Regions from separate parts of the Mus musculus genome. Here region 1 is linked to region 2. The links are chromatin contacts, found by Hi-C or POLR2A ChIA-PET in ENCODE. All regions are on one chromosome and are shown on one strand. Each heading gives the region's core, a stretch centred on a gene start or an enhancer-like site at or near the end of the contact. The rest is flanking DNA. Distances are from core to core; before and after follow the strand shown. Region 1 overlaps Tead1 (TEA domain family member 1). Region 2 overlaps Tead1 (TEA domain family member 1).

Evidence for each region. Hi-C counts contacts between places; a loop is a spot of excess contacts on that map. ChIA-PET counts read pairs that join two places held with the same protein, here RNA polymerase II (POLR2A).
Region 1: a loop to region 2 is called in a map of gastrocnemius, with 3 times the contacts of the local background. The contact joins two enhancer-like sites. A Hi-C loop is called at or near these places in 11 of 37 maps with a recorded cell type or tissue (Patski, adrenal gland, gastrocnemius and 2 more). POLR2A ChIA-PET finds 5 or more read pairs at or near these places in 4 of 5 experiments (Patski and embryonic stem cell).

What each region holds. Positions count from the first base shown.
Region 1 is chr7:112,865,453-112,872,430 of GRCm38, forward strand. The region is part of intron 9 of Tead1 (TEA domain family member 1); the gene reads left to right. Among named protein-coding and RNA genes, the nearest start is that of Rassf10, 85 kb to the right of the region's middle. Within about 2 kb of position 3,204, at least 1 of the 3 ENCODE cell types and tissues checked has a DNase peak (open chromatin) inside an H3K27ac peak, as active enhancers do; it is heart, where a contact is called at or near this core.
Region 2 is chr7:112,686,068-112,693,071 of GRCm38, forward strand. The region is part of intron 1 of Tead1 (TEA domain family member 1); the gene reads left to right. Among named protein-coding and RNA genes, the nearest start is that of Tead1, 10 kb to the left of the region's middle. Within about 2 kb of position 5,549, at least 1 of the 3 ENCODE cell types and tissues checked has a DNase peak (open chromatin) inside an H3K27ac peak, as active enhancers do; it is heart, where a contact is called at or near this core.

The DNA of each region.
Region 1 (6,978 bases), core at 1,954-4,453, 180 kb after region 2:
TGAAGGGGATTCTGTCTCATAGGCAGCTTTGAACCCTGGTCTTCTGTACCATGATTGCTTAGTTGCCTAAGAGCTTGGGACCTAGCCTGCCTCCCTGGTACAGGGCTGCACAGTCAGTGCCAGCCTTGTTTGAAACCCTGCTGGCTCACCACACAACACTGTTGTCATCCCTGAGGACTTCTCAATTTTGTCACTATCATATGGACAGTGCTAGTTTCATTAGCAATTATGACCAGTGCCTCTTAAAACTTTCCTATGTGCCAACTTTCCTATGTGTTAACTTATTTAATCCTTATGAAGTAGTTTGTCTAATGTTAGACTGCCAGCTGATACTCAAAATGGGATTCATATCCAGATCAGATGACTCTGAGTCCTGATACTGTGACCAAAAGGCTGTCTGGTCCATTTATGTCTGAGGAGTTGCCTGTGATCATGGCCCAAGGCTGTGAGGTTCTAATGGAAGAATAATGGGTGGGTGCACGCCCCCTGCTGGCGCTGGGGTCCATGTACAACAGATGGCAGCACTTCCTCAAGTTGGTGGTTGTTTGTGTTGGTAGAAAACCAGCAAGGCAGTCCCTCTGTTACCTTTGGCTCCACTAGAGACTGAGAGAAAAACAGCAGAGGGTGAAGAAAGAAGGAAGAACCTAAAAAAACAAAGACTGTTTTAGAAATGATTGAGACTGCTTGAAATTACACTTTCTACATGGTTTCAGTGTTGTGCATCAAGGGGCTTAAAGAAGTACAAGCTCAAGCCGGGCGTGGTGGTGCACACCTTTAATCCCAGCACTTTGGAGGCAGAGGCAGGCGGATTTCTGAGTTCAAGGCCAGCCTGGTCTACAAAGTGAGTTCCAGGACAGCCAGGGCTATACAGAGAAACCCTGCCTCCAAAAACCAAACAAACAAACAAAACAAAAGAAGTGCAAACTCCCACAGGTGCTGGCTTTTTTAAAGGGCCAGTCCTGGAATCAGGACCTGTGTCTGGAGGGAGTGTTTGGCAGTTGCTTCCGTGTATATACAAAATCTCATAGTCGGACGCTGTGCGTGGTGTCCTGTGTATGCCTGTTAAATCCTGGGTAGTTAGTTCCTCAGTCCCTGCCCCGTCTCAGTCCTGGGACAAGGAAGGTCCCTTAGTTGAGCGTTGCCCCTCTATTCACCCCCAGCATAACCCCTCCCTGTCAGTTTTCCTCCGTGCCAGGCTCCATGTTTCCTGTCCACTGTGGTCTAAGTGCCAGAATGACCAGGCGCTGAGAGCAGGGTTGCTCAGATGACAGCCGTATTAGAGAAGGGGACACTGGTGAGGAGATGACACATGGTCCAGCTCTCTGATGTGTCACTGGAGCACCCCTGAGCAGGGTAGGTGCCCTGAGTTTGCCTTTGTGTGCCTGCACGGTACACCAGCCTTCCTTAGCCACACCATCAGCACTGTGCTAGGCATTGTGCCCTGAAAATGTGAGCCCTCCAGGAGAAAGGCTGAGTGACCCCAGTTTGCAGCTGAGCGCTCTGTGAAGCCAGAGAAACAAAGAATGTCCTTACCTGAACTCTTCCTCCTCGATTTAATGACGTCTGTATTGCATACAAAGATAGGATTCCTTGACTTATCAGCAGTGTGAGCCTGTTTCCCGGCTTTGATGTAGGGTCTCTGAGTAGCTATCTTAATTACAATTTGGTGCTGTCTTTAGGCAGATTGAGTGATGCCAAAATGTGTTTTGAACTGGTCTTAAAATGCTATCACAGGAAATAGGACCAGATGGTAGGTAGTGAGGACAAAACCTTGAGGATTAGCCTGCAAGAGGGAGCAGGTACCTGGAACGGGTGAGCACGCTGATGGAATGCAGAAGCGTATCAAGGAGGAGAGGAAGCTCCTAACGCAGTTTCCTGTCGGCCTCAAACTAAACAAGACACTGGCATTGCTGTTAGGACCCAGCCTTGGAGACCTTGAAGCAGTTCACACATGGATGGAAGAATGGGCTGTTTAAAAAGCCAATGGCTTGAGGCATTTCAGGGAAAATCCAAGGAGTAAGTTACTAATATCTAGGGAGGTCTCTAAGTGGACAGTGCCCTCCCACATAGCTCCTTTCAGTGAGAGGATGGACCATTCACAGATCCGCCTGTGGGGGACAGGGGGTGCGATGGGGGTTGGGGGGAGAATTGCTGCAGGGTGCCCAGGCTAGGGATCCTGCAGAGCCGGCATTCTGATCCTCGTTTCTCGGTGGCTAGAGTCTGGAGCTGGGGATCCTGGGCTCGTGTGAGTCATTTGTCCTTGCCTAAGGGATCCCAAATCCTCTCAGGAGACTTCGGCCTCTGACCCAGCTCTTACTGATGTTCCACAGAAGTACCATCAGATAACCTGAGTCCTTCCAGTAAAGCAATCGGGCCAACATAGGCCCAAAGATGATTTAATTTTCTTATCTTTATAGCTCCTTTCAAAAGCTTAAGTTCCCAGATCCAGTTAAATTCCTTTGTCAGACCGCAGTTCTGACGTTGGCTGGTTCTGGAAATGTCATCTGAACAAGTAAAAGCAAACCAGCATGTAGGAGCCTTTGTGTGAGGAGGGTGTAGAGTTGAGGATGGGTACTGAGTCAGCTGAAGGTTCCAGGCCTCAGGCTATGCAGGGGGTGCTAGAGCACTTACCTTGTCTCATTGAGGGGCGTGGCCATCTGGGCCAATCCCTTTCAGATTCTGTTGCAACTCTCTCTTTCACTTGACCTTCACATTGACCCCTGGAGAAGACCCAGCCATATGTGTCATTTTTGTGTTCAGATGGCACACAGACCAGGTCGCACAGCTCATACATAGAAGGTTCCTACCTGTGCATTCTTAGCATCCTTGACACTTAGAATACTTCATCCCAAAGTATATCTGATCCTCCAGGAGGGTGCTGCCGCTTGGTTTGATGGTTGTCTCGGGCTGGGTGGATCTCTTGGGTTTTCCTCTGTGGTCTTCCAGGGGGACCTGAGAGATGGGGTGGCATCCAAGGCTCTGCATGATGGCCAGACGTGGTGTGATCCCTCAGCTCTCGCCATAGTGAAGGATGCTAAGTTGTCCCACACCAGCACACAGCTTCCCATGGCTGCAGCCTGTCTGCTGGGTGGTTTATATTCTCTGAGCTGGTCTGGGAACTCACCCTCTTTCTTCATTAGCCTTTGGGGAAGAGGCAATTGAAAGCATCTGGAAATGCAGGTTTTATAGACATTTCACAGAGACCCAGCCAGGCTCCATCTGCTTTTCTTGGCGGGTCAGCTTCCCTCCCGCTTGCCATCCCAGTGCCTACCCTTCATTCAGCCATGGTGTCTCTTCAGCTGCACTGGGTGGAAAGAGGAAGCAGGAAGGAGGCATCCCGGTATAACACCCTGAAACTACAAGGGATCGAGCAGCTTGTTGGGTTTAAGCTCTGGAGGAAACTGGTTCACCTTCTCTCTGGCAGCCTCATAGAGACCCATGCAATCCCCATCCTCTCCTGGCTGAATCTGCAAGTCACTCTCTTGGCTTGACTCCACACCCACTCCCTGCCATCAAAGGCTGCCCAGGCCACCCTGAACCCTCAGGTTCAGACAGACAGTCCAGGCTGGATCGTGACAGGAAGCAAAGGCAGGTGATTTGTCCTCTCTCTGATTCAGCTTAGACATTAGTATCCTTCGACATGAATTATTTGTCTTGGTTTCTTTAAATTCCTAAGTGGATTATAATTTTTCTCTTGGTATTATTTGACAGCAGTCATTTTTCAAGGTTTTACTAAGTTCTTCAAATACTTGAAATTTTTGGGAGAAGTTTAGGAAAATATCGCCACCTTCAGGTGGTTTGCTGTAGTGCAGCTCTCAGCTCTATCCCAGGGCACAGAGGGTTATTTGTAGTTTTCCCCTCCCCTCCCCTCCCCTCCCCTCCCCTCTCCTCCCCTCCCCTCCCCTCCCCTCCCCTCCCCTCCCCTTCCCTTCCTCCTTCCCTGCCTCTCTTTCTTCTTTCAAAAATGAAGCGGTCACATTGGAATTCCCTAAATAAGATAGATCATCAGTCCTATTGAGGAAAGAAAAAGGGTTGGGGAGAGAAAGGAAAACCTTGAAGCCCCGCTAGCCATTGAGATCTACTGTCTCAAACTGGGTACATCCCCAGCTGCTCCATCTCATTTTGGAGGACAGGCCTTTTATGCTTCCTCAAAAGGAGCCTCCTGGGTTAGAGTCTGCTATCCTAACGGAAATCAGAAGCTTGGTCATGAACCCACCTCAGCTCCAGTAGTGACAGTAAATAACCTCATGACAGTGGGAATCACCCCGATGAACCTGGCACTTCCCGCCCTGCAGTTCTGTTTTAAGCTTTTCTTTCCATTTCGTAGCTGTTTGAGGGAGTGCACCGATGGTCTCTCCTCAAGTCGGGGACTTTTTTTTTTTTTTTAAAGTACACTGTAGCTGTCTTCAGACGTACCAGAAAAGGGCGTCAGATCTCATTATGGGTGGCTGTGAACCACCATGTGGTTGCTGGGATTTGAACTCAGGACCTTCACAAGAGCAGTCGGGTGCTCTTACCCCCTGAGCCATCTCTCCAGCCCAAGTCGGGGACTTTTACAGTCATGGAATAAAGAGTATCCATGACAGACTCTTGGACAGGCCCAGTTGATAATGTAGTTTCCGTGCATTCTCTCACTAGTCACTAGATTCTCATGCAGGGAAGGCACTGCCTTAGAATGGAGGCAGCTGGGGTAGAGAGGCAGAAAGCCCCAGCCAAGAAGTTTCTAGAAAGTGGATGGAATCAGCTGCAAATCCAGACTGAGAACTCAGCCAACTCCAGCGTCCAGGTCTCTTCATTCCTCTATGGTTTCCATAGGCAGTGAAGATCAAATGGAGCAGGGACCCGGAAGACAGAAACCTTGCTTCAGTGAGGAGGACTGTTGACCCCTCCAGCACCTCCTGTCTGTGACTCTCAGGATTTTCATTCAACCTTTCAGGCTCGTAGTGACAGTGACGACAGACTAGGGTCACAGAGGTAGAAAGAGGAGCTGAGAAACTCCAGATCCCAAGAGATCCTGCCTGTGTTGGGAGTCTCACATGTACACGGTTACCCTAACTGCTGTGAGCTGTCTTAAGCCACAGGAGAGTTTTACAGCGTGACCCATGCTTCTTTGCAGCCCAGGGGCTTGTAGTCAACCGAAGTAGACATCCTGAAAATCATACTTTTGTTTCCTTTCATGTTTTCTTTTTCCTTCCTCATGCCACCCGCCATGTTCCACAGTAGCTTTGCATGGACGGCTAATTGAGCCACATGACCCGTAAGGAAAAGAGCCATATGTTACCCTGTGTCCCTTACTTCCCTGTTCCCTTTGTTAGTGACAGCTATGTACAGCTCTTGCAATTACTTCTTTGTATTTTTTTTAGATGTAATTTGTTACCACTGTGTGTGTACATGTATATGCCATGGCTTGCAACTTTCGGGGATCAGTTTTCTCCTTCCGTTGTGTGATGGAACTCAGCCCTTCAGACTTTTAATGCCGGTGCCTTTTTACCCACAGAGCCTTCTCTTGGCCTTTGATCACTTTTGTTTTTATTTTTGTTTTTGTTTGTTTGTTTGTTTGTTTTTTCTTTTTAAAAAACACTCACTGGCCTCTTACTATGGGAGAATAGGATTTAATTCCACACTTAGCACATGCTAAATTTAAAGTTCCAGCTTCCACTCTGCTGTCCTAACTCCTCAGTGTAGCTTATCAGTATCTTGAGTTTAATTCTCACTTGGCATTTACATTACAAACTGGTTTTATTTTTAATACCACTGTATGATTTGTGAGCACTGTCTTCTTCTTTATAAACTGCTCTCAATGTGATTGCCTCTATTTTCTATCTGTCTAGTTTTTTGTTTGTTTGTTTGTTTGTTTGTTTGTTTTTGTTTGCTTTTTATTATTTTACACAAGTGTATCTTCCTAGGGGTCCCACATGCACACAGACACCCCACTTCTAGTACAACTCCAGAACTTTCTCTGGATGTTCCAATAGAGAAATATTTCAGAACCATTTTTCTTGTCACAGTCTCTCTGGGAGTCCACAGCTCACAGCCTTATTGACCCAGTTCCTCCCAGGTTCTTCTGGGATAGGCCCTTTCTCTTTGATCGTTAGAAATGTATCCCGTATCTCCTAAAAACCTTCAGGGACAGTCAGTTTTCTGAAGCCTCCTGCATCTGAATGTGGACTCTGCTCTCATGTAAATGGCTAACCTGATTCATATGGCTCAGGTTTATAAAACCATTCACATTTTCTGGGAGGATTCTGCACACGTACTCCTTGTTAATGAAAGACACTACAATTCATGGAAGATATGTGGGAGGGTTTTTGTTTGTTTGTTTTGTTTGTTTGTAGATATATTTATTTTTGTTTTATGTGTGGAAGTGTTTTGCATGCCCGGTACATGTGGAGGCCAGAAGAGCCCCCGGAGGCTGGATCCCTGAACTAGAGTTGCAGATGACGGCGAGCTGCTATGTAGGTACTCTGCTTTTGCAGAGCCTGTGAGGAAAAGCAGCTTGTAGTGTTTGCTTATGGATTAAGTGTTCTTAGCTCAGTGCCTGGTGGACGGTAGGTGATAGGCACGTTGGTTGTTCTACTAAAATCTACAGAGAAAATGCAGAGTGGGTACCATTTCTATCGTCCTTGATATTTGGGTGGCTTTTTTCTTTTTTTGTGCTCTGTCTGAATGTATACCTGCACATTAGAAAAGGGCACCAGATCACGTTATAGATGGTTATGAGCCAGCATGTGGTTGCTGGGAATTGAACTCAGGACCTCTGGAAGAAAGGCCAGTGCTCTTTTTTTGTTTTGTTTTGTTTTTTGTTTTTGAGACAGGGTTTCTCTGTGTAGCCCTGGCTGTCCTGGACTTTGTAGACCAGGCTGGCCTCGAACTCAGAAATCCACCTGCCTCTGCCTCCCAAGTGCTGGAATTGGGTGACTCTTTATAGCTGTTAAGTGCCTGTGAAACTTTATTCTTTGAATTCTCTGTATTTGTAGT
Region 2 (7,004 bases), core at 4,299-6,798:
ACCCCATTGGTGAGCTTGCTGGGGCTGCAGGGCTCTGTGCACACATGACATGGTTTAGGATGTTTGGCCCTGCACATGACCACTGAGTTACCAGCTGCTGAGCAGATGTTTTTGCCTCAGTTACACATGCCTGGGAAGTTACGGTGAGACCCTTTTCCCATCACCTCCCCACCTGTGTGCACCCCTACCCTTCAGGTCCCTCACCTGTTTTTGAATTTTGACATTTGGATTTGTAATTGAGGGCACACAGACCCACTTAGAGGCTGATTTCTGCTTCATACATTGGTCAGACTCTACTTGTGCCGTAGAGCCTGAAGGGCTGGGTTCCTCAGAAGCCTGAGAACCTAGCAGACCTCTGAAGACATCTCCTCCCGAGAGGGGACTGTGTCTTTGCTTTTCTTTTCACCCTGTGATAGAGTCAGGGTGAGTGCTTCCTCAGTTATCTGTGCCTAGGAATTTAGAGGAATCTTTCTGGAATTAAAAAACAAGGTACACAAAGACCTTTAAAGAAATATTTATTACTATTGATTGTGTGTGTGCTCGCCATCTTACTGGCCCATCTTTTTGTACGAAAGACAGGCCTCTCTGTGTCTGGCATCCCCAACTCCCCTGGAGAGGCCGGTAGTTGTTAGTTGTTTCCAGATGTGATTTCTAGGGCGTAGAGCAGAGTTCTGCTCTGGCTGCCGAGGTCCTGCGCTGAGTGGGATATGCTCTAGAGCCCCTCCTGTGCATTTGAGCACTGAGGGGTCAGGAGAAAGCCCAAGGGTAGCTCTGCTTCAGACTTGCAGGGCCCACGGTGCTCATCATCCGGTCCTCACTCGGGCATCCTGATGCTCTTGGTCTGCTTGCAACTGTGTATTTAACTGTGTATTTAAACAGTGACAGCAACTTGGCGATGGGAAGACAGCTAGTGAGCAGACTCTGGGCCCTCCTAGGCAGATATGGAGAGGTAGTGAGAAGCCAGTGGGGAAGGTGTGTGTATTGAATTTCCTGAGTTCTAAAGGACAAATCTTTATTTTCTTTTCACTTTTGTGGTATTAAACATCAAGGCTCCCCCTCCCGCCCCCATTCTCTCTTTTTTTTCTCATACCTCCATTAAGTTGCATCCTCAGCCCAAGAGTTTTTTTTTTTTTTTTTTTTTTTTTTTTTTTTTTTTAATCTTTCTTATTTCATGCATCCCAGGCTCTGTAACCTGAGGATGGCTTTGAACTGACCGTCCTGTTCCCACCTCCTGAGTGCTGGGATTATGGGCAGGTGTCACCATGCCGGGTTTATGTGGTGTTGACACCAGAACCCTGGGTTTACTGTTGAGTTGTAGGCATTCTACCAGCTGAGCTATACGTCCCCAGCTGGCTTGAGTGTTTTGTAAGTTGGGATGTGTGTGAAAGGGAGAATCTTGTGACTGGCCATGCGGTGGTTCTGATCGTCCACTTGATTTCAGATACTTTTCAGAGCCTTTAGATTGCATGTAGTTTGTCCTGAGACAAGTCAGTAGCAAACGTACCTCAGAATGTCATCTCATCAGGAGTGAGGTTGTGTGGAGTTTGGTTATTCTAGGTTGTCTTGGCTAATATGACATTGGGCAGATCATCTTCTGTCCTTGGGCTTTGGTATCTTCACCAGGAAGTTTCCTCTCCTCTCCCATCCTTGCCCCCACCCCCTCCTTTTAGGGCAGGGTGTTTAGTACAGCCCAAGTCATGCTGGAATTCATGACCCTCAGCTCTTGGGATGCTTGCCCGCCTTCCTATCTGTAAATCTGTAGAGAAGGTTCCCTGGGTAATAACCAATTGTGAAGTGCTCACTGGAGTCTTAACTTAGATCAGACTTTCTAGGGACTGCCTGGGGGGGGGGGGTCGGTTAGCCTGCAGGATGGCTCCTCGAAAACCAGGGAAATCCAGGCAAGGCTTACAGTACTCGGAGGAATCCATCAGTAAATGTATGATAGTTGGACTTACCTTTGCAAAGTAGTAATAAAGAATGAGATGAAAATTTTTCAGGAAATAATAGGTAATTTATATCCTTCCAAAAGAAAGGCCTTTTGTGGCTTCCTTCCTGATTCTGAGCTTGGTGTCTATAAATTCTTTTGGTGATTGTTGGAAGGGGCTTGGGGAGGCAGTGCAAACGGCTTGGACCTGGGAGGTGGAGAGGGAAGGTCATACACAGCTCATGCCTAACATCACTGTTCTCCTTGTAACTTTAGTTTTTATTAAAGTAGCTGTGGCTGACTTGAACCTCATTATGTAGACCAGGCTAGCCTCAAACTCTTGCCTCCCCACGTCTGGCCTTCTTCAAAACTCTGAGACTACTTAAGGCAGGCTGCCTTCCATTTCCTCACCTGGAAAATGGGGCTAAACGTTGGAGTGATGTGTCGGCTGCTCTTGGGCAGGCTGCAGGAGTGGCTCTCAGCTCCCTGGCCTCTGTGCTCCCAAAGAAGGCAGACTGTACAGTTGGTCTTTGCTCCTCTAAGCCTCCCTTTTTCTGGATCAGGTACATTTCACATGCTAATTCAGGTGCTTGTGGGGGGTGGGGCGCAGCTTTTTTTTTCTCTGTTTATTTTCTATTTACATATTTAAGGGGACAGGACTTTTGTTAGCCTAAGTGATGAATGTCTAATTCCAGGTATTTCCTGGATAACTGAGCCCACTCACTCCGGGAAGCCAAATCGCCTGTTGAGTTGTTTTTTTATTCCTTTGAATCCTTTCACAATTTCATGTGCGTAGTTTTGGAAGTCAGCTGTTCTAACTGATCCTGGTCTGCCCAGGTTCTCAGCTACAGCTCAGGGTGTGTCATCGACCCTGAGTTTTTAGGTCACTCTGGCTGAACAGGCTGAGCAGTTACCGATTGCTCTGTGGGAGCCTGAGCCAGGGACCACCTGCATTTTATCGGCTTCCTGTCCTTATCTCTTAAGAAGCCATGCGTGGCAGGGTGTGCTGCTCAGTCAGGTTTCCCAATCTGAAAAAGTTAAAACTAAAAAGGTTTCAACATTTTAGGAGGAGAGTGGTGGGGCTGGAAGGAGGCCTTCAGGGACAGCAAGATTTCAAAACCCGACAGTGCCCTCTTCCCGGCTTTCTTGAACACAGTGTGTTGTATACTCCCAGGTTTTACAGTGTGTGAATTGTGTGTTCAAACCAATGAACCCAGGATGTAGTCACTGCTCTGACTGCCCTCTGTTGCACCCCTGCCATGTCCCTTGAGTTTTGGTGGTGGTTCAAGCAGTTAGTATTTAGACCCAATGAAAGGAGCTTATGTCAGTTTGCTGGGTTTAGTGAAGAAGGGACAAGAAGACCCAGAAAGATCCTTTTAAGCATAGGCCTTCAACCTTTCTAATGCTACAACCTGTTAATGCAGTTCCAACCATAATATTATTTTGTTGCTACTTTATAACTGTAGTTTTGCTACTGTTATGAGTTATAATGTAAATATGTGATATGTAACTACAAAGGGGACTTGACCCATACATAGGTTGAGAGCTTTTATTGTGTTGAGTATAGCCCAGTAGTAGTCCTGACCTAGCATGTACTAAAGACCTGGGTTCTTCTTAGTGTATTCTTAGTCCTGCGAGTCAGAAACCGGCAGATCTCTGAGTTCCAAGCCAACCGGAGCTATAAAATGAGACGGTGTCTCAAAACAAAGTGTAGGAAATCTTTCACTTACTAAGTGCTAGTAAGGTTGAGTTTTTGGCTCCCAAATGATGAATGCCTTATAGTTACTGGTTAGATGTACTTTTTTCTTTTGTGTTTGAGACAGGGTCTTATGTAGCCCAGGGAGGCATCAACCTTGCTTACTGTATTGCCAAGGATAACCTGGAGCCTCCCATCCTCCTGCCTTCACCTTGTGTGTTTCCATCGAGAACAGCGAATTGTGCTTGCTAGGGAAGCGCTCTTGTCAGCTGCTCTCAAGCTTGATGGCATCTAGTGAAATGACATCATGAAGGATCAAGTAGAAGATGAAGTCACCTCTGGATAGCACACGGGCAGCTTGCCTATTACCACGTCCAGTTTGTCAATTGTAAGGTGGTGGGGGAAGGCTGTCTAAGTCATTTTAATTGATAGCTGAGCTTTCAACCTCTGCACTCTCCTGTTTTCCTATCGTTCACGGGGCTCTTCTTGCTCCCACATCCTCCAGTCCCATCCTGATTGTCTTAACGATGTGGCCTCTGTTTCAAACTTCTGCTCAGTGTGGCTTGTCCTGGCACCCTGTTTTCCTTTCAGAATACCTCAGTGCATAAGGGATGTGGGAGATAGCATTTCTAATGAGAGACTGGCCAACTCCCTGTTACTAGGTAGAAAGAACAGTGTCTGGAAAGGAAGCTTGAGTGGCTTTGCAATATGCTTTGTTGTGTGTGTTTCAGATCTTCTCTTGGAGCTTGTAGTCCTGTGGAAAAGGAAGGAGTAGGGGTCCTGAGGCATTCAGTGCCCTCTTTAGTTCTTAGGAAGATGGGAGTAGTGTCCTACACATGGGTGGAGAAAATGGGGTGGAGCCTGAGGAATGTTTGGAAGAAATCTTTGCCCCAACCCAAAAGTCAGTATGAATCATTTGGTGCTAGTGGGTGTCTGAGACAGGGTCTCACTGTATATAGCTTGACTGGCTTGGAACTCACTCTGCCTCTGGAGTACTGGGATTAAAGGCGTCGGCCACCCCGCCCAGCAATGCTGGGGCTTATCTGGGTGTGTTGCCTTAATGTTTATTCAGTTCAGTGTCTTTGGGGTTCGAGGGAGACTGGAGCCTCTGGATTTGGTCTTTGAGCCCAGGAGCTCAAATCTGTGGTGCTGGTGGTAGAGGGCATTGAAGGTACTCAGTGAGTTTGAGGCTCGGTCCCTCAGCTCCCTGGTGGTGTAGGGAGCTTTGGTTGGGAAGCCTCTGCCATTGGTTTTTCTGTGGCCTCAGGCTTGTTCTGGGGATGGGACTCAGGGCCTCACATGGGCCAGACGAGCTCTCTAACATGCTGCCAGCCAGCTACAGGGCTTTAGATCTGGGGTGATGTTGGGGTGTCTGCCTCTGGATCTGCCTGAATGTGTGTGTGAGATGAATCTGGGAGCCCACACTTCTAAGGCCAGTTCACTCCTCATCCATTCTAGTTGTGATAATCAGTGGGCTTCCCAGTGGGAATTTGGGTAGGAAAGGGAGGTAAATTCTTTTTTAAGCCAATTCTTAAAACACCAGCCATTCAAATGTAAAAACTTCATTTGTGATTGAGACCTGTGAAGGAGCTCCGAGAGGTTTAGTGAGCCTCCCAAGGTCACACAGTCAGTTCTTTGATAGGCTGCCTAACAAAGGAGTTAGGATTAACTCACCTATCAGGTTTTATTGTGGAATTTGAATGAGTTATGGCAGTCCTTGATGTGGAAACAAAGAGACTTCTCTGTTAATGGTTTTGCCTTGGAAAGAGGATGGCTACTTTATCTCTGTAAGTTCCATTTTCTCCATCTTGAGTATAAACATGTGGTGGAGATCTTAAGCAGTTGGGTGTGGCCCAGGGGAGCCTTCTATTTGTCTGGCCCGGAAGGAGCAAAGGTCAACTCTAGCTTTTAGCTTTAGTTTTTTAGTTCTGTGAGGACCTGAGTCTGGCCTCTGGAAGTGAGAGCAGGGGGCCTGCGTGCTTCCCGTAGTCCGTGGGGGGAGGGGCAGGTGTGGTTGGAAAGCTGGAGGCTGCTCTGCCCCACTGGTCTCTAGGCTGGCAGTCTAGAGGTTTGCCTTCAGTTTCCCCAAGGCTGCTTTATGCAAATGACACCTGCTAGGATCGGTACCCCCAGATAACCTTGATTAATTCCACTCTCACCTTCCCATCTGGGCTATCACCTGCTATTTAGAGGCTGAACTTTGAGATGAGGTGGAGACACTTTGGTTTTTAGGAGAGAGGAAGGTTTGTAACTGTTTTTCTCCTTGGGTGTGTTGGTGGTTGGGGTCCCTGCTTGCCAGTTGTGGGTTCTTGTCTTTTCGTCTGCCACAGCTAGCCCTCTTCTCGGTCCCCTTAGATGTTTGTGTTGTAGAGTTTTGGCGTGACCCCAGCTTAGTTCACTTTTAGGCTTCTGCAAATTAGCTTAATATCCCTGCCATCAGACACAGGTCCAAGCTCTTTCTGCAATTGATAGTGTGATCCTCCCCAGGCCAGGCACTGTGTCCTCCCCTGAAAGGTGTGGGAGGCAATAGTGCTTGTGGGTGTAAGGCCCACCAAATCTCACAGCCAGCCTTCAGGAAGCTTCACTGTGTGTCCCTCCAACCTTGCCTGAGCTTCCGGCTCCCTCCACCACAGGTCTCAGTCCTGCTAAGATGGAACCTTTCTCATCTGCCTCCACTGGGTGTGTTTTTGGCTTCCCAGCTCTCCTCTTGGCTGGAGTTCCTGCTATTGCTCCATCCCCTTCACCCTTTCTCCTTCTGTCTCTCACCTGCCTTTGAGTATCTTGTGTTAGCCTAAGCTAGCTTCAAGGTGCATCCTTCTCCATCCCATCTTCTGAGCTCTGGGGTTACAGATTGCCAGGTCTGACCTCTCTCTGTCTCTCTCTGTCTCTCTCTCTGTTTCTCTCTCTCCTGTTGTACTGGAGTTCTTGGCTTATAGATCGCAGCACTCAGTGTTTTTTGCAAAGACGACAACTTGTGATTTACATTAGCCTCTGCACTTGAGAGTTTGACTAATGTTCGACTCTGGGAGCTTCATTGATCCTGAGGAACACTGGTTCTTACCTGTGGCATGGACAGCTGTGGGCTTTCAAGGATTGGCACGGTACCTCCTGAACAGTGGCATTGTAATTAGGACTGTGGTCACTGGCACCCTGAAGCTGACTGCCGCCTATTGCTTTTGCTGTCTGACTTTCCTGTTTCTATTCTGTTTTAGATTTTTTCAGTCATGAGAAAGTGCAGCTAGCAGAGGTCAGGGAAAGCCCCCTCCCTTCTACCCCCTTGAGCCATTTCTGTTCAAGGTGCCACAGCCCTCTTCTGGCACCTCTCCTCCATCTCTATCTTGAAGCATTTCTGGATGCCATGTGGGTTCATCTATGGAGTTTCAG